2 separate regions of the Homo sapiens genome follow, and region 2 is linked to region 1. A link is an interaction called in ENCODE POLR2A ChIA-PET data of the cell type or tissue named here. Cell type or tissue: CD4-positive, alpha-beta T cell. All regions are shown on one strand. Links, peaks and the distances in the headings refer to the core of each region. The heading gives the core; the rest is flanking DNA.

Region 1 (2,908 bases), core at 122-2,621:
GAGCACATCAGAACCTAGGAGGGTGGTGTTTGGGGCACCCTCTCTCAGGCATTACCCTCCTCTCCCAAGCTGAGAAAAATTACTACCCTGCTCTGTCTTCCAGAGCAGACAGATGGGAAAAGGCAACCAGCAAGGGCTGGTAACCTGTCCAGGGTCATGTGTGAGTGGCAGAACCAAACCTTAAACTTGATCCTCCTACCTCCCTTTGAAGAGAAGCCCCTGCAGTGCTTATGTTCTGGTGCGTATGTTGGGACAAACCAGTCTGGCTACCCTCAGTCATACCCTGAGGAGCTGACCAAACTATGTGGCCATGAGAGAAGGATCTAGAGAAGGTCTAGGCCAGTAGGCTTTCTTGTAAGCTTCAGGAAAATACCCAGATAATGTTATTTTTCCTCCGTTAAGAATCATGGCCTTCTACCCTTTGTTGCAGTTGTGCGAAGATGCCATTTTGAGATGGGAATGCTGCCTTCACCTGAGAGTCTCCATCAAGGAAATTGGCCATTTTCAACTGTAGAGTCAAATCCAGCAATCATGGAGAGAGTAGGGATTAAAAGCCTGCTCGGCTGGGCACAGTGGCTCACGCCTGTAATTCCAGCACTTCAGGAAGCTGAGGCGGGCGGATCATAAGGTCAGGAGTTCAAGACCAGCCTGGCCAACATGGTGAAACCCCATCTCTACAAAAATACAAAAATTAGCCAGGCATGGTGGCGGGCACCTGTAATCCCAGCTACTCATGAGGCTGAGGCAGAAGAATCGCTTGAACCTGGGAGGCGGAGGTTGCAGTGAGCTGAGATCCTGCCATTGCACTCCAGCCTGGGCAACAGAGACTCCGTCTCAACAACAACAACAAAAAATTGCCTGCTAAGCCTAATTCACAGTTTAAGCTAATTTCTTTGCTTGGAGTCTAATAATATCCAAGCAGGTGCATGTTTTCAGTAACATCTCGCCTAGTCATATGTCTGAAAGAACAAAACTGAAAGTTCTTTCCTTAGAGGCCTTTAACCCAAGCCGCTCTTCTCTAGCTCAGTCACAGCCTTCACCAAGAAGTCCTGAAAAGATAGAACTCTTGCATTACCGTGCTGGTTCTGGGTGTTTGCCTTTGCAGAGGCGCCACCTGCCAAGCAGTTCTGGCACCAGGGAGCAGGTCTGTGATGACAGGAGAGAGACAGTGGCTGTGACTCTGGCTCTTAAACCACAATGGAGGGATTCAAGTTAGCTTAGGTAGCTCTCAGAGGAGACTAATGAGGGAAGGAAGGAGCAAGGGGGGAAGGAAGGTGCCCCTGGGAGTGTGTCTCACTTCCCTTGCTGGTTCATCCGAGAAGGCAGGGACCCTGGCTTGCTGATGGTTGCATCCTCTGTGGCATTTAACGTGGCATGCTGGTTATACCCACTGTAGGGGGCACTCAGCAAATATTTATTGAATTCTTCTTTGAGACTCATTAAGACCAATAAAGGGGCTGTATTATATCATCAAGCAAGTGGGTTGTGGATGGGGGTGGGAGGTATTGCTTCAGCTATATTTTATATTCTTTAATGGGATTGCACCAGTTGTGTGTCTTTCTACAGAACTAGAGGAGCTTTCAGGATATTTGCTTGGGTGGACGTGACCCATAGTGTGTAGTGTTCTTTTGGTGGGCTCTTCTTATCAGTAATGAGATTAATTTTTCCATTGCCAAACTCCATGAGGTAAACAGTTTGTGATTATTTCATGTCAGTTTCATTTTTCACTCAGCATGATGTTTCACTGTTAAAAAAATGAACCTTGGCCCAGAGTTGTCCTCTCATGTATTAAACATGACTTCCTTTGTTAGTAGACTAATTTATAATTATAATTCAAAACCATCCCATTCTCCAGTGGATTATTTCCCCCCTCTCTGTCAGATGAAGGAATAATTGTTTGTCTGGGCTGCAGGAGTGTCTGTCATGGAAACCGAATTTTTCTGTACATTCTCTGAACAAACAGTGCTGTCACATCCCTAGAACCTGACATTGTCATTGATCTCCAGTTGAGTCAGAGAAGTTTGTTGACCAAGGTAAATCAGATCTCTCTTCTCTTAAAGCAAATGGCCCATGACTCCTGAGGGGCCACTAGGAGTGAGAGAATCACCTGTACAGGGGGCCACAACTGTGGCTAGGAATGTGTTACTTGAGGCGGTGCTTCCCAGCCATGACTCAGTCACCTGGGGAGCTTTTTAAAAACGCTGTGCTGGGGCCCCATCCTATGTGAATGAAATTGGAATCTCTGGGAGTGGGGGCCGGCATCTTTTCTTTTTTAAAAAAAAAATGTTTAAGGCCAGGCTCAGTGGCTTACACCTGTAATCCCAGCACTTTGGGAGGCCAAGACAAGAGGATCACTTGAAGTCAGGAGTTTGAGACCAGACTGGGCAACAATGAAAGACCCCATCTCTACCAAATAAACCAGCAAAAAATGTTTTAAGGCCCAAGTGACTCTGATGTGCAGCCAGGATGAGGCCTTCAAGTAATTTTTGTACCTTAATCCTGGAAAGAACAAATGCATCTCCAAATTCCCAGTCACGTCACAGAGCACGGGACCAGACTAGACACAGCATTTGGCTCATTTTACAGAGAGGTTAGGATTGATAGAGTCCGCTAGTTAGTGTTAGAACTAGAAATAAAGTTCTAACTTTATTTCTAGTTCTAGGCGTGGTGGCTCATGCCTGTAATCCCAGCACTTTGGGAGGCTGAGACGGGCGGATCATCTGAGGTCAGGAGTTGGAGATCAGCCTGGCCAACATGGTGAAACCCCGTCTCTACTAAAAAAATGACAAAAATTAGCCAGGCGTGGTGGCGCGTGCCTGTAATCCCAGCTGCTTGGGAGGCTGAGGCAGGAGAATTGCTTGAACCCAGGAGGCAGAGGTTGCAGTGAGCCAAGATCCCACCACTGCAC
Region 2 (2,908 bases), core at 182-2,681, 260 kb before region 1:
AGCTCACTCCTGTGGCTATGGGCTGGAGGCCTTAGTTCCTCATCCTGGGTACCTTCCACAGGGCTGCTTATGCTATGACTGCTGGCATTCCCCAGAATGAGGGATCCCAGACAGGAGAGAGAGTGATCAGGATAAAAGCTGCATTGTCTTTTATTACCTGATGGAGTATTTTGTTGGTTAATGTTAACGTGGGAGGTGACCACGTGTAAGTGTGATGAGCAGAGGGCAAGGACCATTGGGGGGGGCATCTTGAAGGGCTTCTATAGCAAGGGAGGTGGTGGTGGTTGTGGCGGTAAAAACTAGGTCACTGTTTTTGTTGTTTTGTCGATGATATTTGTGTTAAGATGAAGAGCTGAGACTCATATCTCAACAGAGTTTATAAAATGCTTTTCTTTTTTCCATCCTGCCCTCTCTTCTCCCTTGTCTGTTCGAGCTAGCCATGGGAATGTGGTGTTCCTGCCAGTGCATCCATTGAGTTCGTTTATTGTTAATTTATTTATTTTCTGAGATGGAGTTTTTGCTCTATTGCTCAGGCTGGAGTGCAATGATGTGATCTTGGCTCACTGCAACCTCTACCTCCTGGATTCAAGTGATTCTCCTGCCTCAGCCTCCTGAGTAGCTGGGATGACAAGTGCCCGCTACCATGCCCGGCTAATTTTTGTATTTTTAGTAAAGGCTAGGTTTCACCATGTTGGCCAGCGGGTCTCGAACTCTTGACCTCAGGTGATCCACCGACCTAGGCCTCCCAAAGAGCTGGGATTACAGGTGTGAGCCGCCACACCCTGCCGAGTTTGTTTATTTGAGCAGATAATGTGTGTTAGAGTTGCTTAGAAAAACAAGATGGTGGACGGGCCCCATGCTAGTGGGTACCATCCCTACTGGAAAAACCACTGCTTGGTGCATTAGCCAAATTTGCTTTAAAATTGTTTTTTAAAAAGGGAGGGCTTTTATAAAAATCAAATGAACTAGGACTGGTTAGTGGGAGGCTCACGCAAGGGTTGTGCTGAGGCTGGAAGGCCCAGAGTAGGAAGAGTTGTGGAGTGCAGAATGAGCTCTCCAAGGGCAGACACTGCCAGCCTCACTGTTCTCTGAACCCCCAGTATGGGGGACAGTGCTTGGCACAGAAAAACCCCCTTAAATGTTTGCTATGAATGGTGCTAAGGAAGAAGGCAGAGAATGTCAACCAGAGGCCAGGCACTGGGCAATATATACACGGCCCCTTCTGTGCCCTCAGCCACTTTGGCGCAGTCACTGTTTAGGTTAAAGATACCAGAGAAGGCAGGTATTCATGTTCCTACTTCGTAGGCAGAGACGTGGTGGCCCAGAGAGGTTAAATAACTCCCGAGATCACCCAGCTAAGCACTGTGGGATCACGGGTTTGAATCTGGTATGTCTGACTCCCTTCTGTACCCAGCACTGTCTGCTGGTCTAGGGCATAACCAGCCAGGGATGGGCAGCTCGTTCAGTAAACAGGAGAGCAGATGAATGACTCGTGTGGAGAGCACGCAGTGGAGTGAGCAAAACTGGGAGGCTGGAGAAGTCGCTTTAAATTAACCTGAAAATGTTTAATATGCTTTTTATTTTGTTTATTTTTTTTGAGATGGAGTCTATCTTTGTTGCCCAGGCTGGAGTGCAGTGGTGCAATCTCGGCTCACTGCAATATCCACCTCCCAGGTTCAAGTGATTCTTCTGCCTCAGCCTCCCGAGTAGATGGGATTACAGGCAACTGCCACCACGCCTGGCTAGTTTTTGTATCTTTAATAGAGATGGGGTTTCACCATGTTAGCCAGGAGGCTGGTCTCGAACTCCTGACCTCAAGTGATCTGCCCAGCTCAGCCTCCCAAAGTTCTGGGATTACAGGCATGAGCCACCACGCCCAGCCTTAAATATGGTTTTTATTTGAAAAAAAAAAAAATCCCTAGAAACATGTAGTGGAGACACAGCTTTAAAGCTCTGAATAGTTGATTTTCAGCTCATGCCTGTAATCCCAGCACTTGGGGAGGCTGAGGCGGGATGATTGCTTGAGGCCAGGCGTTTAAGAATAGCCTGGACAACATAGTAAGACCCCATCTCTAAAAAATTAAAATTAAAAAATAAAAAAAGAGTCGACTTTATTTCTGTAACTGGAAGAATCTAGCTAACATTTCTCAAGCACTTTATAGGTGCCAGGAACTCTACTTTAAGTAATTAAACTCAGGTTCTCATTTATACTTACATTCCTTGTGCCTATTGTATGGATAAGCAAACTGAGGCTCAGAGAAATTTAGGGACTTGCCAAAGGTCACACAGCTTTGTTAGTAGCAGAGATGAGATTTGGCCCAGGTCTGGCTCCGTGCACTTGATTTCTGCTCTTTAGTATCTCCTGGTTGAGTCACTGGAATACACAGCATAGCTTAAAATGAAGGAGGAAGTACTGAAGAGGTAATGGAAGGAGACCTAACTGTCTCTGAGAGGGAAGAGAGTGGTTGGGAGGGAACTATATTAATTGAGGAGTGCAGAGAAATTAATATGGTCCAAAGGAAAAAAAGGTTTTTTTGAGATGGAGTTTTGCTCTTATTTCCCAGGCTGGAGTGCAATGGCATGACCTTGGCTCACTGCAACCTCTGCCTCCCAGGTTCAAGCAGTTCTCCTGCCTCAGTCTCCCAAGTAGCTGGGATTACAGGCGCCCACCACCACACCCGGCTAATTTTGTATTTTTAGTAGAGATGAGGTTTCACCATGTTGGCCAGGCTGGTCTTGAACTCCTGACCTCAAGTGATCCACCCGCCTCGGCCTCCCAAAGTGCTGGGATTACAGGCATAAACCACCGTGCCCGGCTGGTCCAAAGAAAGTTGTGTGTCGAGAGCTCATCCAGCAGGCTTCTTAAATCAGGAGCTTGTAAGTTGCATATAAAGACAAAAAAGGGAGT

Evidence for each region. Peaks named below come from ENCODE experiments on the same cell type or tissue, not always from the same donor. Only the 100,000 strongest peaks of a DNase experiment are listed, where the experiment ranks them.
Region 2: POLR2A ChIA-PET joins it to region 1 with 7 read pairs; 3 of 35 experiments call an interaction of 5 or more read pairs at or near these places.

The regions. Positions count from the first base shown.
Region 1 is chr17:64,119,440-64,122,347 of GRCh38, reverse strand. All of the region lies in intron 1 of ERN1 (endoplasmic reticulum to nucleus signaling 1), which reads left to right. Among named protein-coding and RNA genes, the nearest start is that of ERN1, 9.2 kb to the left of the region's middle. RefSeq lists enhancers at 881-1,020, 1,251-1,310. In CD4-positive, alpha-beta T cell, for the core only: no CTCF peak of the experiment used is centred there; a DNase peak (open chromatin) is centred at 1,087; H3K4me3 peaks cover 694 bases; H3K27ac peaks cover 1,544 bases.
Region 2 is chr17:64,381,729-64,384,636 of GRCh38, reverse strand. All of the region lies in intron 2 of PECAM1 (platelet and endothelial cell adhesion molecule 1), which reads left to right. Among named protein-coding and RNA genes, the nearest start is that of PECAM1, 7.7 kb to the left of the region's middle. In CD4-positive, alpha-beta T cell, for the core only: no CTCF peak of the experiment used is centred there; no DNase peak of the experiment used is centred there.